3 separate regions of the Homo sapiens genome follow, and all the other regions are linked to region 1. Evidence: chromatin loops called from intact Hi-C (ENCODE). Cell type or tissue: CD4-positive, alpha-beta T cell. All regions are shown on one strand.

Region 1 (8,000 bases):
TATGCAAATCAATAAACGTAATCCAGCATATAAACAGAAACAACGACAAAAACCATGATTATCTCAATAGATGCAGAAAAGGCCTTTGACAAAAATCAACAACGCTTCATGCTAAAAACTCTCAATAAATTAGGTATTGATGGGACGTGTCTTAAAATAATAAGAGCTATCTATGACAAACCCACAGCCAATATCATACTGAATGGGCAAAAATTGGAAGCATTCCCTTTGAAAACTGGCACAAGACAGGGATGCCCTCTCTCACCACTCCTATTCAACATAGTGTTGGAAGTTCTGGCCAGGGCAATTAGGCAGGAGAAGGAAATAAAGGGCATTCAATTAGGAAAAGAGGAAGTCAAATTGTCCCTGTTTGCAGATGACATGATTGTATATCTAGAAAACCCCATCATCTCAGCCCAAAATCTCCTCAAGCTGATAGGCAACTTCAGCAAAGTCTCAGGATACAAAATCAATGTGCAAAAATCACAAGCATTCTTATACACCAATAACAAACAGACAGCCAAATCATGAGTGACCTCCCATTCACAACTGCTTCAAAGACAATAAAATACCTAGGAATCCAACTTACAAGGGACGTGAAGGACCTCTTCAAGGAGAACTACAAACCACTGCTCAGTGAAATAAAAGAGGATACAAACAAATGGAAGAACATTCCATGCTCATGGGTTGGAAGAATCAATATCATGAAAATGGCCATACTGCCCAAGGTAATTTATAGATTCAATGCCATCCCCATCAAGCTACCAATGACTTGCTTCACAGAATTGGAAAAAACTACTTTAAAGTTCAAATGGAACCAAAAAAGAGCCTGCATTGCCAAGTCAATCCTAAGCCAAAAGAAGAAAGGTGGAGGCATCACGCCACCTGACTATGCTACAAGGCTACAGTAACCAAAACAGCATGGCACTGGTACCACAACAGAGATATAGACCAATGGAACAGAACAGAGCCCTCAGAAATAATGCTGCATATCTACAACCATTTGATCTTCGACAAACCTGAGAAAAACAAGCAATGGGGAAAGGATTCCCTATTTAATAAATGGTGCTGGGAAAACTGGCTAGCCATATGTAGAAAGCTGAAACTGGATCCCTTCCTTACACCTTACACAAAAATTAATTCAAGATGGATTAAAGACTTAAATGTTAGACCTAAAACCATAAAAACCCTAGAAGAAAACCTAGGCAATACCATTCAGGACATAGGCATGGGCAAGGACTTCATGTCTAACACACCAAAAGCAATGGCAACAAAAGTCAAAATTGACAAATGGGATCTAATTAAACTAAAGAGCTTCTGCACAGCAAAAGAAACTACCATTAGGGTGAACAGGCAACCTACAGAATGGGAGAAAATTTTTGCAATCTACTCATCTGACAAAGGGCTAATATCCAGAATCTACAAAGAACTCAAACAAATTTACAAGAGAAAAACAAACAACCCCATCAAAAAGTGGGCGAAGGATATGAACAGACACTTCTCAAAAGAAGACATTTATGCAGCCAAAAGACACATGAAAAAATGCTCATCATCACTGGCCATCAGAGAAACACAAATCAAAACCACAATGAGATACCATCTCACACCACTTAGAATGGTGATCATTAAAAAGTCAGGAAACAACAGGTGCTGGAGAGGATGTGGAGAAATAGGAACACTTTTACACTGTTGGTGGGACTGTAAACGAGTTCAACCATTGTGGAAGTCAGTGTGGCGATTCCTCAGGGATCTAGAACTAGAAATACCATTTGACCCAGCAATCCCATTACTGGGTATATACCCAAAGCATTATAAAACATACTGCTATAAAGACACATGCACACATATGTTTATTGCAGCACTATTCACAATAGCAAAGACTTGGAACCAACCCAAATGTCCAACAGTGATAGACTGGATTGAGAAAATGTGGCACATATACACCATGGAATACTATGCAGCCATAAAAAATGATGAGTTCATGTCCTTTGTAGGGACATGGATGAAGCTGGAAACCATCATTCTCAGCAAACTATCACAAGGACAAAAAACCAAACACCGCACGTTCTCACTCATAGGTGGGAATTGAACAATGAGAACACATGGACACAGGAAGGGGAACATCACACACCAGGGCCTGTTGTGGGGTGGGGGGAAGGGGGAGGGATAGCATTAGGAGATATACCTAATGTTAAATGACGAGTTAATGGGTGCAGCACACCAACATGGCACATGTATACATATGTAACTAACCTGCATGTTGTGCACATGTACCCTAAAACTTAAAGTATAATAATAATAATAATAATAATAATAATAATAATAATAAATCCTCACTGGGATGTCATGTTCACAAGGCAGGGACCAACCGTGCCTATCTTATCATTCATCATCTCCCCAGTGCCTAGCACAGTGCCTGGCATACAGTAGGGGCTGGATAAATGCTTGTTGTTGATGCTGCAATCCGACAAAGGAGATATTGTGCTGCTTTGCTGGTGTACAGCAGCTTAGGTTTTGGCGGTCACAAAACTAGTGAGTAGCAGCAGCCAGGCACCCAATCCAGTGCTCTCTCCATCCTCACACCTGTATGGATGCTAAACTGTGCATCGCTCTGTGCAGTCTATCACTTGTGTGGGATTCTGGGATTTTTTTTAAAAAAAGCTTCTGATGAACAATATCCCTTTGAGGACCTGTGGATTTGGAATCTGAGTGCCTGCTCCCCACCTCCCAAAAGAATCACATTATTAAATGTATATTCTTTCAGATTACAGGTTTCTATAAAATGGACCTTGACCTCATGGCTCAGGGGGTTTCAAAGCCCTGTCGCAGCCTTGCTCTCTAGGTATGCATTTTCAAAGTCTTCAGAAGATAGAGCGGTTTTTCCAAAATGATCAAAGGACACGCCTCCTGAGGCGCCCTCCCCTTCTCCTGGCCCACTCCTCAGCTGGCCTCTGCGTCTGCCAGAAGTGCTCAAATGAGGCTGATTTCTGAAGAAATGTTTTCATCATAAGAATTGCAAGCAGGCAAGCCTCCGGCTTTTGCTTGTCAATGCACGCGTTTCCAGCCTTTTTAGTTCCTTTATCAGATACTTCCTGCCCCCTAGTGGTGGGAAGCAGCAAAAAGGACAGGCTGACCTAGATACTGTTTCCAGAGCTGACTATTCAGCCGTTAGAGCAATCATTGTTCGAAGCAAGCAAGAGCAGGAAATAAACAAAAACCCTTTCACGGTGGTGCTCCAGGGTCTAGTTGTTAATTTTTGAGCGAGGAAAAGTTGTTCATGAAAAAATATATAGTATTTGAGCACATTTGATGGAAAATAAAAAGGAATCTTTTGCAGGGCCACACCTCGCCATCCTCCAGGGTTGTCATTCTCAATGTGCTCTACGTGGACGGCTCTGCCCTGCGTCGCCAGGTGCTGCCACCCTGCAATGTCACTGTATTTCTTAGATGCTGAACCAAGCCCAAGGCAAGGACTCCCCTGCTCTGGAATGTGTGAGCAGCTGCTGAGGTCTGCATGTAGAGGAATAATTACCACTTTCTGTGGAACGAATACTCAACTTAGGACCAAATAATAGCAATCTAGGAAATTTAGAAATAGTAAAGATTTTTGGTTTATATGTAATGGATGTTGCTGCTGTTCCAACCTTACAAAGTAAAGCTGTCTGCTTCCCAAATTCCAAAAATTAAAATACTCCTCCACCTCATCCTACCAACCAGTGCCCTTTGGCTCACTCTCATCTCGACACAGGTGCTGTAGCTTAGTACACATCAGGAAAGGGCTGCCCTACACTTTTCTTTCCGGAAGCAAACAGTGAGTGAATGGGAGATGCACCAAGAAACCTTATGACTTCGGCTACCTGGTCATGCCCTGCCTTTGCTCTGACGGTCACATTTCTTTTGGGAGCTGTCCTAAGATGGTTGATGGAACACGGGCTTTGGAACCAAACAGTTCCAGCTCCACTGCAATCCATGTATTAGCTGTGTGACCTAGAAAATTCACTGAGCCCCTCTGATCCTGTTTTCATCCGTAAAGCAGGGCTAATGATACTTTCCTCACAGAATTGCTATGAGAACTAAATAAATATCTCTCTGTATATCTTGTATCTATTATACATACACAGTCATGTGTCACTTAGCGTTGGGGATGCATTTTGAAAAATGCATCATTAGGCAATTTCATCTTTGTGCAAACATCATAGAGTGCACTTACACAAACCTAGATGTATAGCCTACTACACACCTAGGCTTTATGGTGTAGTCTATTGCTCCTAGGCTACATACCTGTACAGCATGTTACTGCACTGAATACTGTAGGCAATTGTAACACAAATAAGTATTTGTGTCTCTAAATATACCTAAACACAGAAAAGGTACAGTAAAAATACCATAAAAAGACAAAAATGGCACACTTGTATAGGGCACTTACCATGAAAGGAGCCTGTAGGATTAAAAGTTGCTCTCAGTGAGTGAGTAGGTGACGGCTGAGTGAATGTCGACTTAGGACATTACCATACACTACCGTGACTTTATAAACACTGTGTACTTAGGCTACACTACATTTGTTTTAAAAATATTTTTCTGGGCCAGATGTAGTGGATCATGCCTGTAATCCCAATACTTTGGAGGATCATTTTAAGCCAGGAATTTGACCAGCCTGGGCAACATAGTTAGATCCCATTCCTACAAATAAATTAAAAATCAGACAGGTGTGGTGCCATGTGCCTTTAGTCTTAGCTACTTGGGAGGGAGGAGGATTGCTTTAGCCCAGGAGTTCGAGGCTACAGTGAGCTATGGTCACACCACTGCACTCCAGCCTGGCAACAGAGCAAGATCCTGTCTCAAAAAAATTATATATATATATATTCATTCAACAATAAATTTTAGCTTATTGTAAATTTTTTCCTTTCTAAACTTTAAAATTTTTTGACTCTTTTATAATAACATTAGCTTAAAACACACATTGTAGACCTGTATAAAATTACTTTTCCTTATATCTTTATTCCAAAAGCTGTTTACTTTTTAACTTTTTAAGCTGTTTTGTTAAAAACAAAGAAACAAAAACACATTAGCCCAGGCCTATACAGGGTCAGGATCATCAAGACATCACTAAGTGACAGGAAATTTTCAGCTCTGTTACAATCTTATGGGAGCACCATGGTAAATGTGCTCCATTGTTGAGAGAAACACTGTTGTACGGCACATAACTATTGTGTGTGTGTGTACACAAAGTGTCTAATATGATGCCTAGCACACAGCAGGTGCTCAGTCCCAGTCACTTCCTCCACCCTCCCACATCTTCACCATCATGGACTCCCCCAGGTCTCTCCAAGCCTGGGAGGACTGCGGTCCTTACACTCCACGAGGCCCAGCAACACCCTAGCAGTCTTCGTATTCTGCTCTTGCTCCGGAGAGGGGCAAGACTACTCAGCTCACCGGATTCTGAGATTTCTCAGGTCCAGCTAATTTTTGTATTTTTAGTAGAGACAGGGTTTTGCCATGTTGACCAGGCTGGTCTTGAACTCCTGACCTCAGGTGATCCGCCCACCTCCACCTCCCAAAGTGCTGGGATTACAGGGGTGAGCCACCACGCCCAGTCCCAAGTTCCTTTCATTGGCTTAAAAAACAAGTTAGAATTGGCTCTGGGTGCAAGGAAGGTAGGATATGGTGACAATAGGCTCCCCCAGTAGGGAGAGAACTTACTGGATTCAGTGCCTGGCAGCTCCGGCCACATCCTCTTCCAGCATCATGTGCCAAAATGCTGCCAGCTACCCCGGAAGATGCTCTATCTACTAACCTCTGCCTTCGAGCTTCCCTCAGGGTTCCCCTCCATCCCACTGAAACAGGGAGCATGGTGGGGGGGTGGGCGGCAGCGGAGGGGACACCTGCTGACCATTACTCTTCCCACTCTGTACCATGGCTTTCTGTTCCACTTTTGGTCCTGGAATTCTAAACCCATCTATACTTGGGGGCAGGGTGATTTTTGAGCATTTTAAAAAACTCTTACTTCATAATTATATAAGCTGACAAGAGTTAATACAATGAAGCACACTACATATATCCATTAAATCTGACAATGAAATCAATTAAGAAGGTATCATTAGGCCAGGTATGGTGGCTTATGCCTGTCATCCTAGCACTTTGGAAGGCCAAGGTGAGAGGATTGCTTGAGGCTAGCAGTTCAAGACTAGCCTGGACAACATACTGAGAGCCTGTCTCTACAATAAACATTTTTTAAACGAGCCAGACATGGTAGCGTGCATCTCTTGCTTCAGTCTCCCAAGTCCTACCTATTTGGGAGGCTGAGGTGGGAGGATCACTTGAGCCCAGGACTTCAAAACTGTAGTAAGCTATGATTGTGACACTGCACTCCAGCCTGGGAGACAGGACAAGACCCTGTCTCTAAAATAAAAAAAGAAAAAATATTTTTAAACATTCACACCTCACAATTGCCCTTTATAGTGAACTGCATCCTATTTTGGCCAGATATTTTCCCTAAGTCACACATGGCTCCCCCTCAAGTCTGACTCTAATGTGAAAACAGCCTCTTGTGTTCAGTCAACATTAGTGGGAAAAGCTGGGAGAAAGAAAGAGATGAGAAATGAGAAATGTAGCTGAATGGTAATTCTTCCCTCAAATATTTTAAATGTCTCATTCAACAAATATTTATCGGACACTTACTATGCCCAGACACACCACTAATCATTGGGGGTACATCAGTGAGCAAAGCAGGCAAAAGCCCCGCCCTCATGCAGCCTGAGAAGACATGCCATGCTAGGCCACATCAGCGCCCAAAGGCAAAAGGAGAAATCAGGAACACTGATCTTGTCTATTATTTAAAAATCCGATAATCTGTCATGAATTTTTGTTTTGATTTTTTAAAATATTGTGCCAAAATATTTATCTGGATTACTGAATGTTTTGTGTCCCCTTAAATTCTGTGCCTGAGGCAAGTGCCCCACTCCTCTTACCCCAGTCTTGGCCTGAGACAGACGGGAGTAGATGCTGAGGTGCACTGCCCACATTTCCAGTTGAAGATTGATGAGCCCACTTTTTCCAGCTGCTGAGAGTGTTGGCAGCTGACAGCTCACAGCTGAAGCCCCCTCCAGAGACTGCCTTCAGCTGCAGACAGTCCCAGCCCAAAGCCATGCCCCCTTCCCCAGGGCAGCCCACAGCTAATGATTGGTCAATATGGAGACAAAAGGTCCCAGAATAAAACAGAGGCCAGGTGACAATGCTTAAGTGTCAGGTGCAAGGTAGAAGCAAATGTTTCAGTAAGCCGCAAGGTCAGAGTGGCAGGTAGGGCAATGGACTCACAGAGATCTATAGAAATGGCTAGAATCCCTAGAGGCAAGACAGAAGGGAAGTCAACAAGGGTATTGCAGAATCTGTGCCAGTGGTCTCGAAATGCAGTTCCCTACCAGCAGCATCAGCACTACCTGAGAAATTGATAGAAATATCAGTTCTCAGGCCCCAGTCCAGAGCTACTGGATTAGAAACTCCAGGGGTAGGGCCAGCAATCTGTGTTTTTTTAACAAGACCCCTAATCAATACAGCCAGAAGAAAGGAGGTGGCTGAAGGCAGCTGTGCCACTAAAAAGTCACAATTCTTCCAGCCTGGCCAACATGGTGAAACACCGTCCCTACCAAAAAAAAAAAAATAATAATAAATTAGCTGGGTACGGTGGTGCGGGCCTGTAGTCTCAGCTACTCCGGAAGCTGAGGCATGAGAATCGCTTGAACCCGGGAGGTGGAGATTGCAGTGAGCCAAGATCATGCCACTGCACTCCAGCCTGGGTGACAGAGTGAGACTCTGTCTCAAAAAAAAAAAAAAAAAAAAAAGTCACAATTTTTTAACCAGCTTCTGTACCTGAACCAGTTTTTGGACTCAGAGCCCACTGACTGGAGGAAAGGCCATGGTTATGTCCCTGGTCCTTGAAAGTATAACTGAAATGGACAATAGGTGGAGTGGGCAGAACACTCACATGCTCACATTGGCTCTTT
Region 2 (8,000 bases), 830 kb before region 1:
AGGGTCAAAATGCCACCAGTCTCTTTGCATTGCAAGAGTGAGCTTTACTCTAGTTCCCAACAAACTCCACATCTCCTTATGAGACCACCTCAGCCTGGACTTGATTGTCCATATCACTATCAGCATTTTGGTCAAAGCCATTCAACAAGTCTCTAGGAAGTTCCAAATTTTCCCACATTTTCTTTTGTTTTTCTGAGCCCTCCAAGTGGTTACAACCTCTGCCTGTTACCCATTTCCAAAGTTACTTCTGCATTTTTGGGTATGTTTACAGCAGTGCCCCCACTCTGCAGTACCAATTTACCATATTAGTCTGTTCTCATGCTGCTAATAAAGACATACCTAAGACTGGGTTATTTATAAAGAAAAAGAGATTTAATGGACTCACAGTTCCACATAGCTAGGGAGGCCTCACAATCATGGCAGAAGGCGAAGGAGGAGCAAAGACACATCTTACATGGTGGCAGGCAAGAGCGTGTACAGGGGAACTGCCCTTTATAAAACCATCAGATCTCATAAGACTTATTCACTATCACAAGAACAGCATGGGAAAAACCTGCCCCCATGAGTCAGTTACCTCCCACTGGGTCCCTCCCATGACATGTGAGGATTATGGAAACTACAATTCAAGATGAAGTTTGGGTGGGGACACAGCCAAATCATATCAGCCACCCATACCTAGATCCCCATTATAAAATTAGGGATACTTCTGTTTTTCTTCATAGGCAAGTACCTAGATGCTACAATTTAATAAGTTTACAAGCATTATGATAAATGTTAAAATTGTGGAATTTTAAAAAATACAGTTGGATGAAAGAGTTTGGCTGGTGTTTTATCTGTTACAGTATCTGTTAGGACTACTATAACAAAATCCCACAGACTAGGAGGCTTAAACAATAGAAATTTATTTTTTTCACAATATCTCACAGGAGGCTGGAAGTCCAAGATCAAGGTGTCAGTGGCAGGTTTGGTATCTTCCAAAGCCTCTCTCCTTGGCTTGCAGATGGCCACCTTCTTGCTGTGCTTTCACATGGCTTTTTCTCTGTACCTATGTGTCCCTAGTCTCTCTCTTCTTATAAAGACAGCAGTCCTGTTGGATGACGGTCCACCCACATGACCTCATTTTACCTTCTTTAAAGTCCTTATCTCCTAGTACAGTCTCATCCTGAAGTGAACTGGGGGTTAGGACTTCAACATATGGATTTGGGGTTGTAAGGGGACAAAGGACATAATGACTGATTTATGTATTTATTTACTCATCTATTTACCTAAAAATAAGTGTTACTGAAGGTTCGTAGACATTTTTCCTGAGAGCTGGTTTGATGATGATATGCTTTCTGGGTCTCTCCACATTGCAAGGTCAAAACTTGTTTTTAAATTTATTATTATTTTGTTTATTTATTTATTTAATTTTTAATATATATTTTTTTGAGACAAGGTCTTGCTCTGTTGCCCAGGCTGGAATGCAGTCATGCTCATTGCAGCCTAGAACTCCTAGGCTGAAGAGACCCTCCTGCCTCAGCCTTCCCAGTACCTGGGAATATAATCTTGTACCACCATGCCCAGCTGGTCAAAACTTGTTTTATAGAAACTATACTTTAGGATTATGGGTAATATTAGGGCCATTTCTTCACAACTTTTATAACTGTGAATAAGTGAAGGATGACCAGAAGTACCTATCAATTAATTTTTTAGTCCAATAGTCAGAATCCAGGAATTAACAGTAAACTCAAAGTTATGGTTTCTTCCAGCTCTGCCAAGGTAAACTACATCCAGTGAATCTTGACATTGCTTTGGGTTTAGCTCTGTTACATGCAGCTGGTATGCATATCCAGGCCCAGTACCCTGCTGGATGGTGCCAGTTTTACTGGGGAGGTTATATGCAGAGATTCTGCTGGTTTGAATCCTGGCTCTGCCACTTGTCAGCTCTTTGGACAAATTGTTTAATCTCTCTATGCCCCAGTTTCCTCATCCATGAAATAGGAATAATAATAATACATAGGGTTCTTGTTAGAAATAAATTAGTTATGCCATTAAGCACTTAGTACAAGGTCTAGCACTTAGCATATACTTAATCAGTGTTAGGTCTTACTATTTAGGAGCAGGGCATATATGGTTTTAGTCTGAAAAGATACCATTTTATTTCCCCAGACTAGCAATGTTCCAAACATAGCTGTATTTTCACATGATAGATACTCAGTAAATTTTTATTGAATGGATGAATGAATGATATTTGAAAATTTCTTATTCTGCACTGAAGTGAAATTTAATTTGGATTTTGAGTAGCATAAAGTCAAAAATGCCTTTGAACTCTGGAGCACAGCAGGAGGTTGCTTTGATTCTGAAAATCTGGAAAGATTTTTTGGAGTGTCTGAGCTCAACATTAATATAACTTTTTAATGCTGAATCAAAATAAGAGATCTGTGACAGCTATTCTTAAGAATTTTGGTCTAGGACTCATTTACACTCTTTAAAATTATTAAAGACCCAAAGAGCTTTGGTTTCTGTGGGATTATCTCAATTTATATTCATTACATTATAAATTAAAATAGAGGAATTTAAAAATATTTATGACATGTCCAAAGAACAAAAGTAAGCCCATGTGGGTTAATCTAAATAATGCTTTTTAAATTGTGTTTTCCAAAATAAAACAGAAAGTGAGAAGAGTAGCATTGTTTTACATTTTTGCAAATCTCTTTAATGTCTGACTTAATAGAAGACAAGTGGACTCACATATCTGCTTCTGCATCAATCTGTTGCAAAACTTGCATTGTATACTTGTAGGAGAATGAGAGTGATAAAGGCAAATAATGTGTTAGTATGATTATGAAAGTAGTTTTGAAGGTTTGGACTTCTTGAAAGGATCTTAGGGATTTCCCACACCACACTTGGAGAGCCACTGATGTAAGTCAAGTCCATTAGGAATCCATAGCCTCTGAGTTTTGCAATCTCCATTTATCAGCACTAATGAGCTGAACAGATGGAAATGTTTACTTCCTTCCATTGATGTTTAGAAACAAGTTGACTAAAATGATTTTCCAATGTCATTCACTCACCCTTCAGTGCTAATGCCCATCCTCAAATAAATGAGAACATTAAATAGCTAGAAAAAAAGTTTGTTGAAGTTATTTGACAAAAATAAAGAAATTTTGATTAGAGTTAACTGCATTATAAATGCTTAAAGACAATGTGTGGCCTTTCTCAAATTTAGAGTCCGCTAACTGGGAATGCCAATTAAGCTTTGACCTGGGATTGGCTGGCAGCATCCCAGGAAAAGTCTGGCAGTGTTGTTGAAGAATACTATAGGACCTAATGCCTTGAAAATTTTTTTTCATTTTAGTATGATCTCCCTCCCACTTTGATGTTTTAGAATTAATTGTGTATCTTAACCTGTCAATCAGATGTGAAATTACTATAGTAAGGTGTAATTTTAAAAACTCCCAGATTAGAGTGATAGGAGATGTGATTCTCTTATTTATTTATTTATTTTTGTAGACGGGAATCTACTAACCTATGTAAAAGGGAACTTATTCTGTTCTACAAGTGCTCTGTGCTATGCTGAAGTTGTAGTCTGTATTCTAAATAATCTCCAATTTTATTTTGTTCCTGCGCTAACAAGTTGTTTTCATCATTTTTATTTTTCAAGAAATGATTTATGACTCTTTAAGAATTTAGAAAAGTTACTATCTTCTATCATTTCTGAAAGACTTGATCCCTCTTCTGGAAATTCTGCTTTTTACATGTGAGCACAGTACATCGTACTCGCCAAAAGGTAGATTATCACGTCCTCCACTGTGATAACTTCCCACGCAGTGGCAGTAGTACAGAACATTCACGTTGCCTCTCATGAATTTTAAGACAAGCTGTAAATCTATTGAATGTCAGGCACTTTCCCATACAAATGCATTGTATGTTGAAAATCTAAATAATCAGGAATTCTGAGATGATTTTACTTTAAGGAGTGTGATCTTCTTTGTCTAGTGAGCACAATTCTTTGTCTTCCCTCATGGTGAAATAACTGAAGTCCCTTTCAGCTTCAAATGTATTTTAAGGTTTTCATCTCATGCTCACAAGAGGGCGCTAATTCCTATTCATGCCTATAGTGGCAACAAGACATTTACTCAAATCTCTCACCTCCAAGGTAAACCGGAGAAACCCTGGCTGAAAGAAAACTGCTAATTGGCTTTCTTCCTTTTTAGAAGAGTAATTTCAAATTTTACAAATTTTAGGTTGTAAGAAAACAAATAACATAGTTGGATTATGTGGCAAACTCAGTTTTAAGGGAGGAAAATTTGATTTGGGGAGCAAAGATTTTGTTCTTTGTTCAGTTTAATTCCTGTTTATTTTTTACTGTATTATTTAGATGATAAATAAAGAGTTGCAGTACACAAGGTAATCATTAAATATGTAAATATAAATGTTTAAATAAATACCAAGGTATTTATTTATTGCCTTGTACAGGTCTAAGCCTATGCATATTCTTAGATTAATCTATGTTGCTATTTTCCTTGCTATAATAAAAAAAAAGTTCTTTAGCTAAATCTAGTTCTGCTCATTTTCTCCCCTGATTTCAAAAGTAGTACACATTTATTGCAGAATCCTCAGAAAACACAGGCAAAGTATTTAAAGGAAAACAATAATTGCTCCATAATCCTATAAATCATTTAATCACAGTTAACGTTGGGGCATATTTTCTTCCACTGTTTTCATGTATAATTGTAATCATGCTGTATATAGACAGATAAATATAGTTTTGTGTGCTACTTTGAAAATCTTAATATTATATCAATCAAGGATCATTTAAATTAAATTGTTTTAACTGCAATTTTAATGACTGTCCAGTATTCAATTTTAACTATTCTTTTATTAATGAACATTTATACATTTATATGCTTTTCCATTTTCTACACTATTATAAATAAGTGTGATGAATATCTTTGTAAGTCTTTGATGATACATGTGATGATTTCCTTAGGACAGATTCCTAGAAGTGGAATTCCTGGATGAAAGAACATGATTTTTCTTTTTCTTTTTCTTTCTTTCTTTTTTTTTTTTTGAGACGGAGTCTCTCTCCCTCACCCAGGCTGGAGTGCAATGGTGCGATCTCGGCCCACTGCAACCTCTGCCTCCCGGGTTCAAGCGATTCTCCTGCCTCAGCCTCCCAAGGCTTTTGACATATACTGCTGAACTACTTTCTAGAAAGGTTTTTTAAAACCAATTTATACACTAGGAAGGTGTTTGATGCTCACTACCTTAATTAGTGCTAAATATTTTAATTTAAAAAATAGCTAATTTGATACATGAAAATGTTAGCTAAGTATTGATATAATAAGGATTTTTTTGATTCCTAGGGAAGTTAGCTATTTTCTGTGTTCATTGTCCATTTTTTTTCCTTTTTTATAAATTATCTTCTCATGACTTTTTTCCATTTTCCTATGTGGTGTAAAAGATTTTATCTTCTAAAATGAGCTCTTAATAGTGTAAGACTAATATATCTCCATCTGCTATATCTGGGGTATTTCTAGGTTTGTAGTTTGCCATTTACTTGTCTATGGTTTTAAAAATATATGCATTTGAGCAATTTTAAGTTTTTATGTATTTAAATCTATTAAATACTTTTGTGGTTTTGGTCATTGATTTTTCTTTTAATGCATAGGATATTGAGGTAATTCTTTATCAAAATTTTTTAATGATAGGGAAAGATTTTCAGAGGCAGAGGCTTAAATTTTAGCTTCATTTAGTAATGGATTTCCAGAAGAAACAAGCAGTTGGAATAATAAATATTAAGATGAAAAATTATTTTTATGTTAATTTGGGAGTAGATTTAGTTTTTACTTGAATTTTAGGAAGATTGTGCTTCATATTGTACCAAAGTCTTTTCTGATAAACTAATACAAGTATTTATTACAGTCATTTTTTTCAGAGTAAATTATTTTATTTCTTCAGATGTGTTTATCTGAACTGAATTTGATTTCCTCTGCTATTGGACCTATCTTCTCCCTCCAAAGCAGTAAAGTGGTGCCTGATTTTTTCATGCTTTAGAAATGTCCAATAACAGAAATAAGGGCCTATTTTCTCTTTGGTTCCACTTTGAAAGAATATTCCTATGGAAAATAACTCTTCCCCCTCCCCTGGCCCCCACCCTCTCCAGTTTGCAAAGAAAATAAATCTTACCAGATTACCAGTTGTATGGAGTCTGTCACAGAGTCCAGGTCCCCTTTACCACATTTACTTAGTGTTTTTCTTCAGGCTGGATTAGTCGTTCCCTTTTTTGTGGACACCAACACCGTGTCCCTCCCCTTCCTTACATCTTCATCATAATGAGCAACAAGCCATGTGGTCTTAAGTGCTGTTTATCTTCAATACACAGTTACTCACTACAAAAACTTTACTTTTCCCTTCACGTTATTTTCTTCACTGGCCCTTTCCTTTGACTCCTAGCTTGCTTCAGACCTAAGTCAGCTTTCCTCTGGCAGAAACCCTGGTTCCCATTCTGTCTCACTTACACTGTCATTCCCTAGTCTCTCTCTTTGTCTCATTTAAGGCTACCTTGAGCCCCATTTCCTCATCTAGAGTTGTCAGATTTAGCAAATAAAAATACAGGACACCCACTGAATTTGAATTTCAGATACACAAAGAATAATATTTCTGTATAAGCCTGTCCCATTACTTACACTCCAAAATTATTCTTCATGTGTCTGAAATTCCAGTTTAATAAGACATCCCATGTTTTATGTGACAACCCTGCCCTCATCCTGTGGCTCATTTCATGGCTCTTGTTACTTTCCTTTGGGGGCATGTGGAGCTTGCTCTGGTAGCCACAACTCTTGCCTGAACTCTCAATCTGGTCCCTGTCAGGCTTGACCTGTTCCCCGCATGCCTAGTGTTATTAATTCTTTTACACAATGTGAATCCATTTTTCAGCTTAGCCTGTACTACTGTCTGACTCATTTATATGTTAGTAGATGCCTTTGTGGTCAGTTTAGATGGAAAGCTAGCGAAGAGCAGCTCCCCACCACATCCCCCAAACTTACACCTTGCTTGGACATCACCTCCTGTGTCAAAAAAGCTTCAGTTAATTATAATTCCCAAAGTTGGTGGTGGAACAGGGCTCAGGTTGGAGAGCTTTTCTTTGTACAGTCCATAATATCACAACCCTCCGTTACCCCATTGGAAGATTTTCTTATGAGTCAGAGGCTAGTTTCTGGTCCCTTGAATACTGTTAAGATTTAACTGTGGTGTAAAGCAAATATCAGCAGGTATAGCTTAAGGATTGGTTTTGCCTCACGATGTTTTTCCTTTTTCCAACAGAAGTAGACTTCAGATACATTCATTTTACCTAACCTGCATCTAGAAAATATTAATAGTGCTTTTTATTTCACTAACACAGCTTGCTCTCTAGTAATCAGCATACTGGTATGTTCCCAATCCTGCTGTGTTCTGCCTTTACATCAAAAAGAGAAAATCTTGCTTAAAACACTCTTCTTAAAGCACAGAGAGTTAAAATTTTATAATTATGTCTTTCTTTTCTTCTCTGTGGCTCTTAGTCCAAAGTCATGTAAGAGGGTCTGTTGTAGGAGAAAAGAGAAAATCCAGTTCTGCTTCCATAGGATGTGCTGCGCGATCATCAATGTCATTGTTCCTTAACTTGTATCCATGGGATCCAGCTGATGATGTTTTCAATATTGGAGCCTTTTGTTTCCCAGCATGATGGGATGATGGAGCACTTTGTACATCTCATCAGGAGTATCTGATTCATGTTTCTCCTAACTGTGCCAGCAAGAATTACTTATCAGAATTTTTTTCCCTTTACTGTAGTAAAAAGTTGCTGTTAGCACAGTTGTGAAATTTCTTCTACCCGTGTTGAGTTTGAGGCCTCTGATTCTTTTTACTCATCGAATGGGTTTCTGTTTTATATGTTTATGGTAACCATGGAACCTTGTCTAGAGCCTCATGTGTAAGATTGCAGACTCTGTTTGTGAGGTGTTCTCAACATCGTTGAT
Region 3 (8,000 bases), 310 kb after region 1:
TGAACCTGGGAGGAGGAAGTTGCAGTGAACCGAGATCTCGCCACTGCACTCCAGCCTGGGTGACAGAGTGAGACTTTGTCTCAAAAAAAAAAAAAAAAAAGAAAGAAAAGAACAGAGTTCAGAGTTCATTGGTCCTCAAGTTTCAAAGCCAGAGTTATTGTCAGTTCATTGTTGGAGATGCTGTTGCTGGGCAAGTGTTCCTTGGAGAACTGCTCTTAGTATTCTAAAGAAATTTAAGACATATTTATTAGGTGACAACATTCTTTACAAATATGAACTGAATTGGAATAAAAGGTTAATCAGGTATTGTTCTATGCGTGACTAGGGTTCTCCAGAGAGCAGAATCAGGAATTCTGGTAGTGAGGTTAGAATCTGTGTTTTAATGAGCTCTTCACATAATTCCCAAATTTGAAAGTTTGAGAAGCACTTGTTAGTGTGTGTGTGTGTGTGTGTGTGGTGTGTAGGGTTCTTGTATGGTTGCCATGACATTCATTTTCTTCCTTGTTTGTAGTAAATATGAGTCACTCATCGAGACCTTTTGATGCCTTGATATATGATGGGCAAATTCCCCTTGACACTCTCACCGAATAATTTTTGTTGAATGAGATTGGAGCACCTGTCTGGAGCAGAGTGGAACCATCACCAAGAACTCGAGTCTCTTCTCTCTTCTGAAATGCTGTTAAATAGCCTCTACCCCATCCAGGCTCTATTGAGGTCCTCTGCACTTTAGTTTGCTTCCTCCAAGTCAGCAGCTCTAGAAGGTGGCCAGCACTGGTGGCAATTTTTTTTTTCTTTGCCTCTGCCGAAATTCCATGATGGTGTACTGGGGTTGTCACTCTTAAAAACTTTTTCTTGACTTTTTAAAAGACTGTCTACCTTTTCAAATCATAATCTTCTCTTCAAATTGCAGGGAGTGCCTGCAATCCTCTTCATGGATTGAAAATGACAGTACCCTCTGGAGGTTGGGTTGGTTCCCTCTTTGGAAGGAGTCACCCAGGGATTGATGGATGGAGTTTGATGGAGAGTGAAGAGAGCTGCTGGCTCAGGAGCTGACACTCAGTACAAGCTTGGGTACCTGGGATGCTCCTGGGTTTCCCAACCATTAAAGCTTTGAGTGGAGTTGGGAATGCCTGAGCCAATAATCTCCACGCTCCAGGAAACAGAAGTGACTTCTACTCAACTTCCAAATGTTTTCTTCCTAGCTTTTGAGGGCATCTATGAGTTGACTCAATACTACAAACCTAAATCTACTCCCCACTATTTTCCAAAACAAGTCTTCCTTTCATGCCACAAACAAGCCAAACATCTGCATCCTTTCTTGTCTTTTTTCCTTTCTACTTAGAAAGTTATTTCTTCAATATTCTCTCTTTGTAAATTATCCCTATTCCTATCTCCTCCATGAAACCCTTTCCCAACTATTCTTGGTCTTATTGTTTTCTCAATTTCTGTAGCACTTGTCCTTGAACCATATAATTTAGCCATTAATTACACACTGTGCCACACTATTTGCTCTTATGCTAATGTGTCTTTAGTTTTTTATTCTCCAACTAAATTATAAGTGTCATGAGACATTTCCCATCTCTTACTTTACAAATGTAGAAACCTGTTTAAAGTACACAGAAGAAATTAGAGTCACAGATTTAGACCTGATTTTAGCACTTAAACCTCAGCCTCTCTCACAGTCACTCTCCTGTTTGGTTCCATCCCTTTGGGTGCTCTGATTCTAGAATATTTTCTCCAAGTCTTTCATTTCACTTTTTCTGTGAATCCTTCTCTCTCTCTCTGTCTGTCTCTCTGTCTCTCTCTCAGATGTTGGTAAATGTTCATGTCACTGGATGAATACTTTAGCTATGTATACAGAGCACCAAATGTTCTCACTAAAAAGATATGGATGAGGACAGGATTATCTTGACCTTGTGGCATTTCACAAATGAGTTATTATAACATTGTGGCAAAATCTGACGAATTGAAGCTGTTAATGAACAGAGACTCCCACATTCATGAGGACTTTCATCTTAGAAACTCAGCTCTGCTTTTATTATTTAAAATAGCTCTGCTATTTATTATTTATTATCCTCTTCTCCTACTTCTACTCCTAAATGCCATTCCTTTATTTATGGAAAAGCCTACTAACTCATTACTTTAAATGTTGCGTAATATCTGCCTTAGTATTTTTAGACCTATGTCTGATAAAAATGTAGTTCTGCCCTGCATTTTAGGCACCTTTTCTCAATTAAAAAAGAAGCTAGTATATTTATTGTCTTTATCTTTAAACACACATTTAACTCATCGATGCATCCCAGGGACTATCTATCCATCTCACCTGGGGGTTGGGCGCTGCTTCACCTAACATAAGTCTAAGTATCGTGCTTTAACTCAATAAGGAAATATTTTTCTCGCATAACAGGAAGTGAGAAGTCCTGCTTGAAAGTAAGCAGTCCACCTACAGATGGGTAGCCCAGGGATCCTGGGGCACCTCACCTGGGCCATCATCACCCCAGGCTCCTTTTTCTACTCTGCAGTGCTTAACATGTGCGTTTATTTTCCTGGTGGTCTCATCGTTACAGTATGGCTGTCCCACCTTTAGTTTCCCACCCAGGTTTTTGGTAGGAAGCAACCAAAACAACAATCGAAACACAACAAACACAAGGAAGAACGGGAGGAGCCTGTATCAGGAAAGCAAAACTTTTGATTTCCAGCAGACTTGAGCTTCTATCTCCAGGAAAGAACTGTGGCATACCCTCATCTCGGCTGCAAGAGAGGTGAGGCAATGGAGATTTTTTTTTTAGTTGGGTACACGGTGGCCTAATCAAAATTGGGGTTTTTATTTGTAGGCAAAAAAGTGAAAAGGATATTGGATAGACAACTAGCAGGGTCTATCCCATGGACAAGCCAGAGGCCGTTCCTCATGAATGATGAAGACCTATTTTCAGAGCTTGAAGATGTGGCAAGATTATGAATGTGTGGTTGGCTGAGACATTTCAGGCAAGACTGTGAAAGCTGTGAGCAGAATTTCAAGCACTCAGATACTGATCCACCATTCTTTTATATTTCACAATTAAAGTACTCCTTGTTAGTTAAACCCACACAAATGCTTCCAGCATTTCTTATGTTGAACATAGGCGACCTGGGGAAAAATGTGAATTCCATTCTAAAGAGGCAAAATTTAACGCAGTAAAAAACAGCTATGGTTTTGCCAGACATTGGGTCTAGTTCATGAATATTTGCTGCCACCTGCAGTTTAAACTTGATATTCACTCTGGTCACCACCTGTAACTGAAGTGTGGCCCAGCAAATGAAAAGGAAGGTTGCGATGAGTATCCTCGTCATTGCTGCAGCCTTATGCTTACTTAAAATTGAAGTTTCTATTTGTACATCCCCATTCATAGCAACATTATTTATAAAAGTCAAAGCATGGAAGCAACCCAAGTGTCCCTTGATGGTGAATGGATAAACAAAATATGTTATATACAAACAATATAATATTATTCAGCCTCAAAAAGGAAGTTTTGACACGTTATCACATAGATGAGCCTTGAAGACTTAACTGCAATAAGCCAATTACAAAAAGATAACTAATATATTATTTCACTTATATGAGATTCTCAGAGCACTTAAATTCCCAGAAACAGCAAGTAGAATGGTGATTGACAGGGGCTAGGGAGGAAGAGGGAACGGAGAGTCAGAGTTTAATGGATACAGAGTTTCAGTTGGGGAAGATGAAAAACGGCTGGACGTGGATGGTGGTGATGGTTGCACAAAAATGTGAATGTTCTCAGTGCCCAGAACTGTACATTCAAAAATGGCTAAAATGGCAAAAGATAATTTTTTAAAATGTTGAATTTCCAGGGAAGTGAGGAAGCTGATTCCGTAGACCACAGAAACCCGGCGTATTCCAGTTTATGTTACCATGTAATAATAAGTTGACACTAAGTCTGTTGGGTTTCCCCATTCCTGAAAGAGGTGTCTTGTCTGTTGATGAACAGATTGTCATGTTCTAGTCACAATGCAAATTATTTTGGCGGTGTCGAGAATGCAGCAGTTTAATGTACTACGAAAAATGCATGTAGTAGATTCAGCTGCAGGGAAGGAGGCAAGTTAGGGTAATTTGGGCAACTCATGTTTCTCTATAAAATCCATTTCCTGGCATATAGACTGAATATTTTCATTAAAGAAACAGTTTTCATTAAAGAAACAGAAAAGAGACTGTTTAGTGGCCCTAGAGAAATTGAAAAATTGTTTTCATGGTCTTCTGGTAGTTTTAAAACATAGCAAAGTAACAAGGCCATGTACTGCATATTATTCTATTAAAAACTATGTAATCCCTGATTGTACTTATTCTGGAAAGAAAGCAGGTGGGGACCTCCTATGTCCATGAAATGTGTTATTATTATACATAGAGTGTGGGAATGATCATATTTCTTTTTTCTTTTCTTTCTTTCTTTTTTTTTTTCAGGTGTAGTTTCACTCTTGTTGCCCAGGCTGGAGTGCAATGGCGCAATCTCGGCTCATCACAACCTCCGCCTCCCGGGTTCAAGCAATTCTCCTGCCTCAGCCTCCTCAGTAGCTGGGATTACAGGCACGTTACATGCCCGGCTAATTTTGTATTTTTAGTAGAGACGGGGTTTCTCCATGTTGGTCAAGCTGGTCTCGAACTCCCAACCTCAGGTGATCCGCCTGCCTGGGCCTCCCAAAGTGCTGGGATTACAGGCGAGAGCCACCACGCCTAGCCTTGAATGATCATACTTCAAATTGAACGTGCCATGACTTCCATCCGGGTTAGGTTTAAACCGTTTAGAAAACTCTTGAGATAACATTTTTAGTTTTCTGGCCATTGAAAGTTGAATGGGTTTTAGAGTAGAGCAGTCTCCTTTATCCTTTTCACTTTCAGCTTAATTGATTTCCACCCCCACACTTGCAATTCAGATCGTCAGTGGCTATTACCTGTTATACCCTGAAGAGTGGCCACAGGACAGACATCACTCTACAGAGAAATTGAATTTTATTCTTTTGGAAAATGGACTGCAATCCTGTCTCATAGCTTGAGATAGTCACACTATTTTTTAAAGGAAATGTGTGGAAAAGATAAAAATGAAATTGAGAAAGATAGTTAAAATATGAGGAAAGTTGAAAAAGGATAGATGTGGAATCCAAGGCATCTTTGGAAAACTTCTTTGTGTGGGATAAAGGATGCCTTCTGCGAAGAAAATCAGCAAAATGACCAACTGCCATAAAAGGGCACTTACAGTACATTTTTCCTTGCCTAAATGCTAAGTGGAGCTGCAGAAGGGAGGGGAAGGTTTTACTTCCTGTCTCTCTGGCAGAGGGGAGTGTAGTTGGCTGCCAGTCCCCTTGCTGTTCTCTGGGTCCACACCGCCCCAGTATGGCTGCAGCCACTGACTGAGCATGACAGGGTACTACTGCCAGCCCATTTCTGTGGCATGGCCATTGTGCTCATGGGGCAAGTTTCCTGATCACCATTATCAGATTATTTGACTCAACCCTTTAAAAAAAAATGCTCTCATTATGTTCCTGAAACATTACAACTGTGGCCAGGAAACTCTCTCGCTTGCTCAACCTGCCTCCTAATTTCCCCAGATCTCCCTGGCTCTCAAGGTCCTTCCCCTTCACTGTTTAAATGAGGCCTGGCTGTGTCCTGAGTTACGGGTTGTCATGCAGCTTTCTTAAGTCCCCATTATGACTTGGTGCCTGGATGTGGAGACTTGCTTCCCAGTGATGCTTCTGAAACCAGTTTTCTTCCTTTTTTTTCAACCTCACCACCCCTAATCATGCTTCTTTGAAGCTCATACCATACAACTATAGTTCTCAGTCCCCCCTTATCTGTGGTTTTGCTTTCCAAGGTTTCAGTTACCTGAAGTCAACTGTGGTCTGAAAATAGGTGAGTACAGTACAATAAGATATTGAGAGAGAGAGAGAGAAAGAGAGAGAGAGAGAGACCACATTCACATAACATGTATTATATGCCTGTAATCTCAGCACTTTGGGAGGCCGAGGTGAGTGGATCACTTGAGTTCAGGAGTTCGAGCCAGCCTGGCCAACATGGTGAGACCCCCTGTCTCTACTAAAAATACAAAAATTAGCTGAGCATGGTGGCTCATGACTGTAATCCCAGATACTTGGAAGGCTGAGGCATGAGAACTGCTTGAACCCGGGAGGCAGAGGTTGCGGTGAGCCGAGATCATGCCACTGCACTTCAGCCTGAGTGACAGAGAAACTATGTCTCAAAATAAATAAATAAATAAATCACATTTATTACAGTATATTGTTATAATTTTTCTATTTTATTGTTATTGTTGTTCATCTCTTACGGTGCCTAGTTTATAAATTAAACTTTATCATAGGTATGTATGTATAGGAAAAAGCATAGCATATATAAGGTTCAGCATGATCTGTGGTCTCAGGCAACCACTGGGGGTTTTGGAACTTATCTGCCATGAATAAGGGGTGCCTACACTATCCCATATTGCTATTATCTCTCATTCACAGAACACCTTCCAGGGCAGTGTTTCTCTCCACCTAAAGTTGTCAGATTTGGCAAATAAAAATACAGAATGCCCAGTTAAATTTGATTTTCAGACAAACAGCAAATAGTGTTTTATTTGGCAACCCTCTATTGTCCCTGATTCCTCCCATGAATTTCAGTGCTTCAGTATCCACAGGGATGACCCCACTAACACAGCCTCTGTCACTAGCCTCCTAACCTTCCATGGCTGTATAAAGGAATGGACTTTCCTGCCCTCTGATGTCACCACTTCATAGATTCTTCTCTCTTGTCAATGCTCCTCCAGATATTGCCCCATTTATCTGTTATTTATTTTTTATTTTATCTCATTTATTTATTTTGAGACAGGATCTCACTTTGTCGCCCAGGCTGCAGTGCAGTGGCATGATAACTACTCACTGCAACCGCCACCTCCTGGGCTTAAGTGATCCTCCTGCCTCAGCCTCTAGAGTAGCTGGGACTGCAGGTATATGCCACCATGCCTGGCTAATTGTTGTATTTTATGTAGATATGGGGTTTCACCATGTTGGCCAGGCTGGTCTTGAATGCCTGGGATCAAGCATTGGCCTCCCAAAATGCTAGGATGGCCTTGGCCTCCCAAAATGCTAGGATGACATGAGTGAGCTACTGTGCCTAGCGTTTATTTTGTATATTGAGACAAGGTCTCACTCTGTCTCCCAGGCTGGAGTGCAGTGGCACAATCATAGCTCACTGCAGCCTCAACCTCTTGGACTCAAGCAATCCTCCCACTGCAGCCTTCCGAGTAGCTGGGAGCATTTTTTCAGGTGCTTATTGATCATTTGTATATATTCTTTGGAGAAATATCTATTCAAATCCTTTGCCAATTTTTCAATTTTTAGATAAATATTCACTTAATGTTCCAAATGATTTATAAATTTGTCTTCTTCCAAAATATTTCTGATGGTCTTCATTTTTCCATCAACCATATTTAAACTGGTCACAAAGAAACTGTTTATTCCACAGCTCAAATAAAATTGAATTTTCATATTCCAACAATATTTAAATATAGTTCATTCAATAACCATTTATTAATTATTTTATTTTAGGCACAGAGGAAAGGGAAATAAATAAGATACGGCTCATATGCCTAATAATTCTGTTCTGATCACCCTGCAGAAGTAGGATAGACCCCCATCCGGAACTTGATTCAGATGTCAAGACTGATGATGTGACTGGGCGAGGTGGCTCATGCCCGTAAACCTGGCACTTTGGGAGGCCAAGGCAGGAGGATAGCTTGAGACCAGGAGCTCGAGACCACCATGGGCAAAATAGTGAGATCCTGTCTCTAATTAAAAAATAAAAAATAATTTTAAAAGACTGATGATGCCACACATACATCAAGAAGTTATGAAAGGTTTGTTACTTACATAATGAGGCTTTCTGAGTACAGCAGGTCAAGTTTCCCAAGCTGGTTCAAATGGCTTAAGAGAGCAGGGTATATGGCAGGGTGTGGTGG

What was found. Peaks named below come from ENCODE experiments on the same cell type or tissue, not always from the same donor. Only the 100,000 strongest peaks of a DNase experiment are listed, where the experiment ranks them.
Region 2: a loop joins it to region 1, with 4 times the contacts of the local background. A loop is called at or near these places in 5 of 110 quality-filtered maps.
Region 3: a loop joins it to region 1, with 4 times the contacts of the local background. A loop is called at or near these places in 12 of 110 quality-filtered maps.

Annotation. Positions count from the first base shown.
Region 1 is chr6:118,797,595-118,805,594 of GRCh38, forward strand. No RefSeq gene overlaps it. Among named protein-coding and RNA genes, the nearest start is that of ASF1A, 93 kb to the right of the region's middle. In CD4-positive, alpha-beta T cell, a CTCF peak has its summit at 3,101 (motif pointing left); a DNase peak (open chromatin) is centred at 3,097; H3K4me3 peaks cover 249 bases; H3K27ac peaks cover 462 bases.
Region 2 is chr6:117,972,162-117,980,161 of GRCh38, forward strand. All of the region lies in intron 1 of SLC35F1 (solute carrier family 35 member F1), which reads left to right. Among named protein-coding and RNA genes, the nearest start is that of SLC35F1, 69 kb to the left of the region's middle. In CD4-positive, alpha-beta T cell, a CTCF peak has its summit at 4,057 (motif pointing right); a DNase peak (open chromatin) is centred at 4,070.
Region 3 is chr6:119,107,696-119,115,695 of GRCh38, forward strand. It overlaps a transcript of FAM184A not described here. Among named protein-coding and RNA genes, the nearest start is that of FAM184A, 33 kb to the left of the region's middle. In CD4-positive, alpha-beta T cell, CTCF peaks have their summits at 3,204 (motif pointing left) and 3,403; DNase peaks (open chromatin) are centred at 3,246 and 5,536.